Linked DNA regions of Homo sapiens: region 1 is linked to region 2. A link is a contact called in ENCODE Hi-C or POLR2A ChIA-PET data. All regions are on one chromosome and are shown on one strand. Each heading gives the region's core, a stretch centred on a gene start or an enhancer-like site at or near the end of the contact. The rest is flanking DNA. Distances are from core to core; before and after follow the strand shown.

What was found. A loop is a pair of places that touch in the nucleus more often than their neighbours do. ChIA-PET counts read pairs that join two places held with the same protein, here RNA polymerase II (POLR2A). Pooled maps may share reads with other maps.
Region 1: a pooled map shows a loop between it and region 2 (5-fold over the local background). The contact joins the enhancer-like site here to the promoter of LINC02639 in region 2. A Hi-C loop is called at or near these places in 1 of 168 maps with a recorded cell type or tissue (naive thymus-derived CD4-positive, alpha-beta T cell), 3 of 37 single-sample maps with no recorded cell type and 11 of 50 pooled maps. POLR2A ChIA-PET finds 5 or more read pairs at or near these places in 7 of 52 experiments (T-cell, activated CD4-positive, alpha-beta T cell, activated CD4-positive, alpha-beta memory T cell and 3 more).

What each region holds. Positions count from the first base shown.
Region 1 is chr10:3,931,709-3,938,116 of GRCh38, forward strand. It overlaps LINC02660 (long intergenic non-protein coding RNA 2660), which reads left to right. Exons shown (of 3, transcript NR_183984.1): 2 at 948-1,264; 3 at 3,971-4,104. Among named protein-coding and RNA genes, the nearest start is that of LINC02660, 23 kb to the left of the region's middle. RefSeq lists enhancers at 3,466-3,655, 3,696-3,745, 3,766-3,815. Within about 2 kb of position 3,528, at least 27 of the 41 ENCODE cell types and tissues checked have a DNase peak (open chromatin) inside an H3K27ac peak, as active enhancers do.
Region 2 is chr10:3,832,106-3,838,697 of GRCh38, forward strand. It overlaps LINC02639 (long intergenic non-protein coding RNA 2639), which reads left to right and starts at 1,845. Exons shown (of 2, transcript NR_134490.1): 1 at 1,845-2,132; 2 at 2,376-2,623.

The DNA.
Region 1 (6,408 bases), core at 2,278-4,777, 100 kb after region 2:
AGTATAACTGAAAATGTAACTGGCCTCCTCGCATCATTAATGTTCTTATGCAAAAGGAATTAGGTGATTTACAAAGCTCTGAAAATACAGTCCAGCCAGAGCACTTGCCAGAAGCGTTCACAATTCACCGTCGCTTGCTCGTGTGCACATCTTGCCATGCGACACCCAAGCCACACGCAGGAATCACGGTCCATCTCAGGAGCTCATTGTTCAGTTCCTCTGGATGCTCTTCATTCTGTCTAAACTGGAATATTACTATAAGTTTATAGTAGAAAAACGTGATGATTTTATAATAACGAGCTCAATCGTCTCATAGTTGTCCAGTGGTTTCATGGCACCAGGCGGGGCACAGGGACGGGGTGCAGGAGGGGCCCTGCCGGCTGTCACACCTGCCATGCAGGTGGGCTTCACAAACCTCCAGGAGCCTCTTCTCTCCCAGACTTTCGGGGAAGAGCAGCTTCTGGGCTCATGTAGGGCCCTGCACTTTCATTCTGGGGGCACTGACAAATACAAACAGAATTCAGGTGAGTGATACAAAGGAAATGGATAAAGCATTTGGTGGGGAGAGAGGTGTGGAGGCTCCTTTGGTTTGAAAGATTAAGACTCAATCTCACGTCTCCAAGGAGGAGAAATTCTACATGAGAAGTAAACATTGGGAGCGCCAGGCATGGGAGGCCTGTGGCAAGGGCTGGGGGCAGGGGAAGCTGGCGCCAGAGGGGGCCAGAGGGCACCTGGTGTGTTTCAGGGCAGTTGAAGGCGTAAGGTCAGGATGGGCAGGGCATGGGCAGAGGGGAGGGGTGACGGGGGGCATGGGCAGAGGGGAGGGGTGGGGGGGCATGGGCAGAGGGGAGGGTGGGGGGGCATGGGCAGAGGGGAGGGGTGAGGGAGGCCAGAACCGGGCAGGGCCCAGCCTCTGCTTGGGTGTTCATGGGTTCTTTTGTCTGCAGAGCATTAGGAAGACAAGCAGGGCCTTCAGTAGGCATAAGGTGATGAGGTTCATGCCGTTGGATCCCACGGGTGCCCTGGGGAAGAGATGGTTGGGAAGTCTGAGAGGAAGCAGGAGAGCTTTCGGAGCACATGGATGCCGTCCAGAATGGAGATGGTTGTGGCTCGGAAGAAAAAGAAATCACCCAGCTCGGAGTCAGGATACATTTGGAGGTCCAGGCCGCCGAGTTTGCTGGTGGGGAAGATAGGCACCAGAAAGGAAAGAGGACATCCAGGGCAATTTCTTCTGCCCCCCAGCCAATCCGTACATTGTCCAGAGGTAGGAAGAAGTAGCCTCATTTTATGGTCAGGATCCTTGGGGCTCAGATGCGTTAAGTAATTGGTCAAAATCTTGCACAAATCCTGCAAGTACAGAGGTAGAAAATGAATCCAGGTCTTTGATTCCCAAACGTAAGCTCTTTCGCTGTGTCACTTCTCCTCTTCGTTTTCATGCCAGTTCCAAGAATTAACACTGCAGTTAGCTTTCTGTTTCCTTTCCCAAGATGTACTATGTAACAATGAAGAAACCTTAAGAAAAGGATAGCAATGTCTAACATGGATGCAGGGCCAGCCTCATTCTCTGTCAAAGCGACTAGTTCCTACACTCTGGGTTCCAATACAAAGAATGCACATTTATGCAGCAGGAATGGCCCAAGGACCACACATTGCACAGCTCTTGGGAGCAGAGCAGAAAGCTGCGCCAGGCCTATCTGATCAGTCTTCATGGAAAGGGTCGCAGATCCCATTCGGCTTGGAGATTTTGATGAATTTTCCTTTCTGTGGGTTGGATTTAAAATGTAATATTCTTCCCCCAGTTGAAAGTTTAGGACTAAAAGATGGGAAATCTTTTACAAGCTACACTTCTTCCCCACCCTTACTTCCCCTGGAGTTTCCATCAGCAATCATCTGAGTGCCCCATTAACTCCCCAAAACCCAAGGTCTGTTGGTGGTGGAATATTGAGCTGAAGAGCAGACTGTTGTAGAAGTCATCAGTTCTCTCTGATCATAGTGTCCAAACAAAAACATTATGGGGGAAACTGGCCCCATCACTTAATTATCTCCCAACAGGTCCTTCTCAAAACACATGGGAATTATGGGAGCTACAATTCAAGATGATATTTGGGTGAGGACACGGCCAAACTGTATCAAGTCCCCAATTGAGGGCACCTGCTCCCTGTAGATAATGGCATTTCAGATCTACAATGTGGCATTTCCAGACAACTCACTCATTTACGCTGATTGGTGCAAATTTTATTTTAGCCTCCAAACATTTTTCTTCCCCAGTCTGTTAAAAGAAAACAAAACCAAAACACCTCTCTCTCTCTCTCTCTCTCTATTTATAGATAGAAACGCTTACCCATATCATAGCATCAGTATTTTGCTGAAGCCCTGGAGTGTCAGGCACCGTGTTAGGAACTGAATACAAAAATAAGATGTAAACCAGTCCCTCAAGGAATCTATGGGACTGGTAAGATTAGCTAACCGTGCACCTGGAGGGAATATACTTAGAAATAACTGCAAATTCTGCAGAAATGCTGAGGGGTTCCCAAACTCGTTTCTGTGAGGCCTGTTAATTGCTGAGTTGTTTTGTCTCTGGTCTGTGGAACCCCGATAGTGTGCCCTAGGTCTTTAATTTCTTCATCTCTAAAGAATAGTGTCAATGGAGTCATTGCATGTGTTTATTCATACTTCTCAATGTGGAAGAGAACTCTCTAGGGTGTAAAACCCTATCCAGGAAGCACATGACAAGTTGGAATCCTCAATGACATGGCATTGCTATAGTTGCTATCGGAACAATCTTTTCTTTTTTTTCTTTTTTTGAAACAGGGTCTTGCTCTGTCATCCAGGCTGGCGCGATCTCGGCTCACTTTGACCTCTGCCTCCTGGGTTCAAGCGATTCTCCTGTCACAGCCTCCTGAGCAGCTGGGATTACAGGCAGGCACCACCATGCTGAGCTAATTTTTGTATTTTTAGTAGAGACCAGGTTTCGCCATGTTGCCCAGGCTACTCTCGAACTCCTGGCCTCATGTGATCCGCCCACCTCAGCCTCCCAAAGTGCTGGGATTACAGGCGTGAGCCACTGCAACCAGCTGGAACAATCTTGATATTAGGGTGAACAAGTGATTTCATAGCTTTCTCTGAAGGAGGAAACACTGGGAGCATCCACCCGAGAATCAACACTGTGGATCATTCTGGGGAGTTAATAGTTTTGAGATGTGTCCCAAGATAATTGTTAGCTTGAATTACCACGTGGATGGAACCATGCTGATCCTAAGAGCCAGGTAATGGCCAAAGGTGCCATTCAGGTGAAATCCCCAGGTGGAAAATTCTTCCACTTCCAATGATAGAATTCTATTACTCTGCCTATAGTTTGGTGAAACAAGACTTTACAAATAGAGGACAAGATCCATTTTGCCAAGAACAACCATATGGATTTAACTGCTGCTAACAACCGTTAGGAAGGAACATCAATAAAAAGCAAGCCTGTGAGACAACTCCTTCCCCAAGGGGCGCTTGTTACAGAGCGCGGGCCCCAGCAGGCCTGGTCCATCCTCCACATTCTTTCCTCTCTGACTTATTTTTACTTTCTGTTTGAATTGGCTTGGTTTTATTTTGCCCTAAACTGTGTCTGTAGTCATCCCCCGACAGAGTTTTGAGAGTGAAAGTCCGATCTGCCCACGCTTCACAGAACTCAATGCGGAGCCTTCTCAGGAGTCACTTGACGTCAAGGCTGACTTTTAAATTTGCCAAAAAGGCATTCTTTGGGGAGCGGTCGGCACCATCACTTTCCCTCTTTAGAGAGCTGCTACTGGCTGCTGGAATTCAAAACCCACAAATTGCATTTCTAAACTTAATTCGATACATAGATGAGCGGAAAGATCAGACATTGATGCTATTGTTTTCAACCAAGATGTTTTACTATATCATTTATATTTTGTTTTTTTCTTCCCCCAGTTTTTAAACTTTTTGTTTGTTTGTTTTACAGGCCAAGCCTACTGCTGTTAGAAAACATATTTAGAAATCACTTGGTTCTTCCTTGCCTGAACATCATCTATTTAGTTAGCTTGTGTTGTTTAGATGTGCTTCAGATCTCAAAAAAATAAATTATGTTATTTGAAAGCTTGCTCTCTGCTTGTTTACACTATTAATTTAGAGTCCAGAGGAATCTCTAAATTTGCCTCTAGAAACCACATAATCACCTAATAATACCTTTCCTGACTCCACTTTCTGACACAAAGTGACTTTTGAAACGCTTCCATCTTCCCTTTCTATTTAATGTACTGCACTCCACTCTTTTTTCCTTTCGTTTTTTCTACAGTCCGTCATGGAGTATTTGTTTACCAAATGTTACTTTTCTTGGATCCAATCTATTTTTGAAGAGCGCAAAAGCAAACAACTGTTTGAAGCTGTCAAGCTTCATTTTATTTATGCATGAATAACACAAATAACTTGAAAATGACCTAGTCTGTTTTTCTCAGATTTAGATAGAAAAACTGCTTCCGGCCAATGTTTATGCCAATTTGTTCATGCCAAGTTTCCAGTTTCGGTGCCAACCGGTTTTTACAGCCAAGTTGTAAACCTTCGGTAAACATGGCTTATAATGAAAAGTGCAACACAGCCTGAACCCTGGCACCAGGGGACGGATGTAAATTTATTCTAAGAACAAAATTCTAACAGGAACAGGAGGGGAGCTAGGCTGGCTACAAAGTGTTCCCACCGTAATATGGAAAATGTACAGATGATGATATATTTGATTACTAAGATCCCATTAGGCCAATTTAGGCACTTTATGTATTTCCTTTGCTCTGGACGCTGAGTGGTTTCATGCTCAATTTGAAGCAACTGGCTCATTGTCTCAGGGTGGTTCTAGAACTTTGCCTTCAGGTGGGGCTGGGGAGGGAGCCCTGGCATTTCAAGACAGGAGGGGGTGATATGGTTGGGCTCTGTGTCCCCACCCAAATCTCATGTTGAAAGGTAATCCCCAATGCTGGAGGTGGGCCTGGTGGGAGGTGACAGGGCCATGGAGGTGGCTCCTTATGGTCTCACACCATCCTCCTGGGTGCTGTCATCCCTATCGTGAGTTCTTGTGGGGTTGGCTTCTCATGGTCTGACACCATCCTCCTGGGTGCTGTCGTCCCTATGTGAGTTCTTGTGGGGGTGGCTTCTCATGGTTTAACACCATCCTCCTGGGTGCTGTCATCCCCGTCGTGAGTTCTTGTGAGATCTGGTTGTTTAAAAATGTGTGGCACCTCCCGCGTTGCTCTCTCTTCCTCCTGCTCCAACCATGTAAGATGTGCCAGCCTCTCCTTTGCCTTCTGCCATGATTGTAAGTTTCCTGAGGCCTCCCCAGAAGCAGAAGCCACTGTGCTTCTTGTACAGCCTGTGGAACCGTGAGCCAATCAAACCTTTTTCTTTATAAATTACCCAGTCCCAGGTATTTTTTTATAGCAATATGAGAATGGACTCATACAATGGGTATGTTCATCTGCATTCATAAAGGTACAGAAAAAGGAATCAAATGTTTTATTTTAACATCAGTTCAAAAATGTCCATCCATGTCAACCTCTTCTCTCCTAATATGTTGCATCCAGTGTGTCCTTTGCAAAACCTAAAAAAATTATATCCCTCCCATTTATAACCCTCCACAGCTTCCCATTTTCTTCAAGTAAGCCACACACTTCTTCCTGGACCCTCAAGATCCCCCCTGGACCCCCGAGAAGGCAGGTGTGAAGCCTTTTGTCTATAAACTCATCTATCTCTCTCCACTCCCCAATTGAGCTCTCAAGGGACACTGACATCCTTTCTGTTTCTGGAACATTCCAAGCTGATCCTGGCTTAGGGCTTCTAGAGGCCCCCTCAGCAGGAAAACCCTTTCTTATCTCCCACTTGGCTGGCTCCTTCTCTCTGCCCACATCTCACTCAGACTCTGAGAAGCATCCCCCCAAATATTCCATCAAAAACAGCTCCCACCCCCACCCTCCATCCCAATCTATCACGTTGTTGGTTTTTCTTCATAATGTATTTGAAATTGCTCACTTGCATATTAATTTACTTACTGATCAGAATGCAAATTAGATTCGAATGTCAATTTACAACTGCCTGGATGCTTTTTTACCATTTTTCAGCCGTATTCCTAGGACTGAGGTGCACAGAGATTACTCAATACAAACTTGTTAAATGAAATCAATGCTTATTAAACTGATGTCTCCTGTTTACAGGGAAAAATGCCCAGTGTTACAGGTGCAGCGATGGATGAGCCCCAGTCCAAGAGCTCACGGAAGGGCTGCCTGGGCTGCATACCTGTGCGTGCAGTCGCAGAGAGCTCGTGTTGGGGTCGCCACAAACCCCCCAGGGCCACAGGGACCCAGGCCTGGACTCCTGGGGGGACTTCTCTGCAGGCGCTAAGGGGTGGGTGGGTGTCCA
Region 2 (6,592 bases), core at 595-3,094:
TAAATGTATGCTTTGGGAGAAATTGTAGTTGGAGCAGTTTTAGGTTGCTTGGGTGCATCTGAAAAGTCACGACATACCATAGAAATAAAACAGCTTCATTTTGTTTAGTAAGCACTTACTAAATGTCTGCTCAGCAAAGGTATAAGGCAATGGAAGTATGAGAATGAATTTGTAATTACAGTAAAATGACCAGACAGCCAATTTCCTCAAAAATTAAGGAACGGCCGGGGGTGGTGGCTCATGCCTCTAATCCTAACACTTAAGAGGCTGAGGCAGGCAGATCGCTTGAGTCCAGGAGTTCAAGACCAGCCCTAGCAATATGTGAATCCCTGTCTCTACAAAAAATTAGCTGGACAAGATGGTGTATTCCTGCAGTCTCAGCTACTCAGGAGGCTGAGGTAGGAGGGTTTGAGCCCAGGAGACAGAGTTTGCAGTGAGCTGAGATCACACCACTGCACTCCAGCCTGGGCAACAGAGTGAAACCCTATCTCAAAAACAGCAAAAATAAAACAGAAACAGAAAAGAGAAAGAAAGGAGTTTCATATATAACAGTTTGGTGATAGTGTCTCCATTTTCATAACTTTTATGTGAACTAATCGTTTTCCCTACAATTACTCTGTGAAGAAGTTCATGTACTATAACTCCCATTTTATGAGTGAAGAGACAGAGATTTAAATTTCAAGGTGTCCTATGGTTAATCACTTTCTTCAGGATGAAGACCACAGCCACGTATCCTGTCTTTTTGTTCAGTGCTTTAACTTTATTCAACGGTAATAGCTTATGAAATGAAAGAGATGAAAATATCTTACCATTCATCAAGTGGACGAGGATGATGTTTAAGGAAATGTAATAGACCATCACTGAAATACAAAACTCTTTCTGTCAGTATCTTTATTCTCTAAACACTGGCTAATATTGCAGAGCCTGGAGGCAAGTTTATGTCTTTCTTTTAAAGATGCTTATCAAAGTATAAAGCATTATTTGAAATCAATTGAAAGGAGATTTTTTTCTGAAGGCAGTGTCTGGCTAGTCTTGAAAAAGAGAAGACATTTTCTGAGAATCCCACTGGGAAAGACAGAATCTTTATAGAGGCAGAAAAATAAAGGTCTGTAGACAACCAGAGCTGACATGAATGGAACAGTTTAGAAAAGACACACAACATCCCGACGGGAGGCCGCGTTCCTGGAAAGCTAGACTATCACACAGCTGGCAGGTGGAAAATAAACCCTTAGACATCTCATGCCTGTATCAGGGAGTCTGTCAGGGGGGTGGTGCCCTAAGATGTCGTGGGCACAGGTGCTGTCAAATATTTTGAAGTAACCGGGTGTGGTGGCTCACACCTGTAATCCCAGCACTTTGGGAGGCTGAGGTGGAAGGATCACTTGAGCCTAGGAGTTTGAGACCAGCCTGGGCAACATAGTGTGACCTTGTCTCTACAAAAAAATTTAAAATTTAGCCAGGCATCGTGGCATCCACCCCTAGTCCCAGCCACTTGGGAGGCTGAGGCTGGAGGATCACTTGAGCCCTGGAGGTTGAGGTTGCAGTGAGCTGTGATTGCACCACTGAACTCCAGCCATGGCAACATAGCAAGACCATGTCTCAGAAAAACAAAAAAAAAAGAAAAAAAATAAAAACCAAACAAACAAAAAAGTGATATTCCAGGGTTTTCCTAAAGTGCTCCCAAGGTTCCCTGGCTCAGACCAACACCTGTTCAGAAGTCCTCCTGCCCGTCCTGAACTGCTCCAGTAATCCCTCATTCAGAGGACGGGATTACAAGGATTCTTCTGAGCAGCTGCTGTGCCCCAAGGATGCTCCCAGGGCTTGTCCTGTACCCTCTGAATGGCAGTAACAGTGACACTCCAAGACCAAGAGAGAGGCCGCCCTGGTGGGGTTCCGCTTGCTCACTCGCGCGTGGTGCAGTCTGGGGCACATTATTTATTTAAGCCATGTGAACTCCAGCTGCCAACCTAAAATGAGGATGATGCTACTATCTACTTCATGGATTATTCTGAGGACAAAAGGAGCTAACCCACGTACAATGCACGGCTCTCCACCCAGGACTAAGAAAGGTTCACTGCAGTGGCTTCTGTTTTTGATGCTGTATCAGTAAGTCATCAGTTTAATGAAATGAGGTAAGTACTACATCACCCTCAGTCCAGGGAAAACTAAGTGTCTTATCCAAGGATGTACGTCTGCAGGAGGGTAGCAGGGGAGAATGGGGCCGGCTGGATCCCTAGTAGTTTCTGAGATCCAAAGACGGTTTCTAGAGTAGCTCTTGAGGACAACCAGCTGTCATACAATACGTACTCATAGGAAAGGCTTTGAGAAGGATTAAATGCATCTGTGTTTGAATTTTGTGTATCCCTCCTCCTCAGCAACACCTGATCCCTCTGTCTGAGACACATGGATGAGATTCCTGAGAAGGAAGCTGGGCGGTTGTTTCTTGGTTTGGAGCAGAGGAGGAAGTGTTACATATGGTGTTGAGATGCTGGCACTGGATCTCACCCTTCCTCTGTATGACTGTCCTTCATGTGATAGGACCACACTTGTCACCGTCCTACCTACATCCCAGCGCCAGTCTCCACCTCATCCAGAGGCGGTTAATAAATGCTCCCTCAATGGATGTCAAACAAGTTTTCATTATGTGTAAGAACGATTTCTAAAACCAGGTCTTATTGTCCCCTTGACTGTGGTCAAAAAATGTTTAGAATTATAGATAGATAGTCACAAAACATTGAAATCCCTATGGTGAAATTATCATCAGCTCTATTTTATATTAGGTTGCCAATTTCTGCAGACTAGATTATTATCTTGTGTAGGGAAGCCACTGGGTTTATTCATCTTTGTTTCAGTAAATGTGCATATCACCCAGTTCTTTTTCATTTGCCGCCTCAGAAAACATTCTTGCTATTGGATTAAATTTAAAAAGATTAAGTAATAATTTAAAGATTACTAAAAAATATCATGATTTATAGTCTTTGAAGAAAATGAAGAAGGTCAAAAGTTTAAGAGACCTCAGTGAAGTTGTACAGAATTGCAAAACAATTAGTATATTTACTCAACAGTTTTCAGCAATATGTACTAAATTGGTTGAATTAATGATGGCATTTAATATTAAACACATTTTAACTTTTTTATTCTAATTAATAAAACTTTGAGCTAAAGGTATCTTAAATATCTGTTATATTGAACTGAAAATTGCCCATGATATGGGCATAAAATGTCTTACATATATTCCTCTTATAAATGTTTTATATACTTAAGAAAATTGTATTCTATACACATATAATTGAATCTTTGTTAGTTATTCTAACATCAGTTATACATCTGTAAAACTGATTTTTAAACTTGTTCAAATTAATAATTTCCAACTGTTTGTTAAATCTCTTAAAATTGTATTAAGTCTGCTGATAACTGTTAATAGCAATGTAAATAGACTGACCTATTGAGTAATATTAAACCATTTGTTTAAATTTTTCCTCTATGAGGGATTTGAAAACTACACCAACTTTACTGTTACTTCCTTCTGAGAAAAACAAAATTTAAATAAACAATTCCCTGCTCCTTCCTCCAGTACATAAAATATATACAGGTTTTTTTAAAAAATCAAACTACTTTCTGAATTTTCAAGTCATTTTTTGAGATTGTTCCGTTGTTGAATTATGATTTTGAATTAAAAAGAAACTAGTCGCTTAATGAGTTAGCTGCTTGTCAAAGGCAGACAGAAGTTCTGTCAACCGTTTCCAGCAGGAGTCGATTTCACAGCCAACGACAATCAGCAGAAGCAAGTTTACAAATTACAGGCTGAGGACAATGGGGCAGAGATAAGCTACTCTATTAAAAGCAGGAAAACACAGAGGCCCCACTCTGCTTGCTTCGCAGGACTTCCCCATGGAAGTTCCTGCTTTGCAGCTTAGTATTCCCCTCGAAGCATGGGTGCTGTTGCTAACAACACAGCAGTGGCTGGACTTGCTACTGATGCTCTCTTAGGGCATCCTGGTTGGTTCAGTGTATATGGCAGACCCCATATATCTTTAAAAGTTATGGGACTCATAGATGTTTAAATCTGTGCCACAGAATTCCAACATGCCAGCTACTCTCTCATCAATACAAGTCAACAACAGCATGGCACTGTCTTTTTTCTCCCCAATTTGTATAGATTATAGTGTGGCCTCAGTTTTTTTTCTTGTATTCCTGCTATACCTAAATACTTTCTGGAAAACTCATACTTAATTTTAAAGGTATTTATGATCATATGCATTTGTATCTCTAGCTCTCTTGTATTGTAAAGCATTCGTATCTAGAGCTAGAGTAAATGTGAAACTGTCTGATATTTTTCACTTTGTTTTAAAACTGCATGGGTAGCAATGTCTTCAATCTTAGCTTCGTGGAAAATAGCATTTCTACATTTCCTGGATTTGATCCAACTATTGAAATTGAAAATTGAATTGAAAATTGGAGCCACACATCTTGTCAAGTCCACCAGTGCTCACAATTGGGACTAGTGGTTTACAATTACCCAGGGGAAAATCCCACTCTAAAAGAACTCAGTCTCACCCTGACCAAATAAGGCATTCATAATGCAACACTTCTGTAATACTTATATTCACACTGAAATAAAGCTTTCATTTGAGAGCCATCTTACATACACACTCATATGTTATTTGTTAATATTATTTGTATTTTTAACTGTCAAGCTAAGTAATTTAGTGCTCTTTTCTTCCCCCAGCAAAATAATACACTCACAAGACACACACATAGGCACAAATCTCACATGTAATTGAACATTTCTCTACCATTTTTGACAATGTACCAACCGTGTTTCAGCCACATGGAGTTAATGGAAGCACTGAGTTGCCAACCCAACTATTTCTAGTATTTATTGAGGGCGACACTTCCTCGGAGATGGGAAGGACTCTCAAGTCAAGGACTTGGTTCAGATCCCCGCTTCACCAGTTCATACTTCAGTTCCCTGTGCCTCAGTTTACTTATGCAAGATATGGCACCTACCTCCTGTGTTTCTTGTAAGGATAGAATCAGTTGATATATTGGAAACAATTAGAACAATATCTGGCATATAGTAATTGCTGTATTTGTATTGGTTTTTCATCTCCCCAAATTAAAAAAAATAAACAAAAACTTCTAGATTTCTTGTAAGCATAGAATCAGTTAACATACTCCAAACAATTAGAACGATGTCTGGCATATAGTAATTGCTGTGTTTGTATTGGTTTTTCATCCCCCCTCCATTAAAAAGAACAACTCACCATCTCACAATTATTCAGAATGGTTTAAAAATTAAATTTAAATCACATCCTTTGAAAATGTTTGTGTAACATATCTGTTCATGAGTATGTGACTGATGATGTCTTTCTGACATCTGTGCGTGGTTTCAATCATTCTTATTAGTTTAATAGTGCTCTGCAGTAATTTCTCGACACTTCTCAAACGTAAGTGATTCTCTGGGAATTTTCATCTAGCTTCTAACTCCCAGACAGCAGAATCATACGAATAATTTTGGGAGCCCCCAAAGCTATTCATTCTCTTGGTTTAAACTGGGCTAAAGAAACTCAGGGTCCAGTTCTGAGATGACACGATTTTCTAGAATGATTAATTAGTCCCCTTGGGTCAGAGCCATTTCACCCCACTTTAAACATTATTTCTTCTAAATGCAATGCATCACAAATCCTCCATGCTGCCTATTAGGTGGCTCAGAGAAGTGAGAGGGCAGATAATGCCCATTAGATGAAGTATAATGGTGACATTAGTCTGATAAGAATACATTGTGCTTCTAGAGTATTCAAAATGCTTAAATGGCATTACTATAATTTCGTCAGCATTTACCCTAATGGACTGAGAGAATTAAAGTGCTGCAAATATGTACATTTTGTCTAACTATCGTGTGCCTTTCAGTGTATTTCTTCATTCAGCATGGATGTGCAGGCTGAGCCTGCCCTGGCCACTTGACATACAAAGCAGGATTAGTCCAGGAGAGATAAAATACGAAGAGTCGGTGCAACATAACATGAGCGGGGCTGGAATAGAAACGCTGTCCTGGGGCTGTGGGCTGCAGGAGCTGACAGTGTGTTACTGGGGTTGGATTTGCTGGGGTGGGGGTGTGGGTGGGGGTAGCCAAGGCTGCTGAAGGCGGAATGCGCAGCTGTCCTGAGGGAGGCTGAAGAGGCTTGGCACCCTCAGGGCTCTGTGTGTTTTATTGATAGGCTCAAACCCAAGACCAGCCTAAGGAAGACAGCCCACACTAAGACTAGAGAGGCAGGATGTGGATGACCAAGGGTCATGAAAGACTGGGTTAGATCTTGAGGACAGGCAGTGTTTGCAGGATTATACACAAAGATGCAGTGTAACCCGAATGGTGTTTTAGAAAAGTGCAACGAAGATGAAAATAGCTGAAATACTGCAGCAATAGCAGCTAAATGGGTGTTAAGGAACTGGGGCACTGACTGCTTTATGCACACAAGAAGCTATGGGGCCATTAGGAGACCAGGAGAGTCTGGTCAGGCGCTGTCCTGAGTGCTTTACCTGACACACCTCACTTAAATCTTCATATCTGTATGAGCAAGAGGCTCTAAAA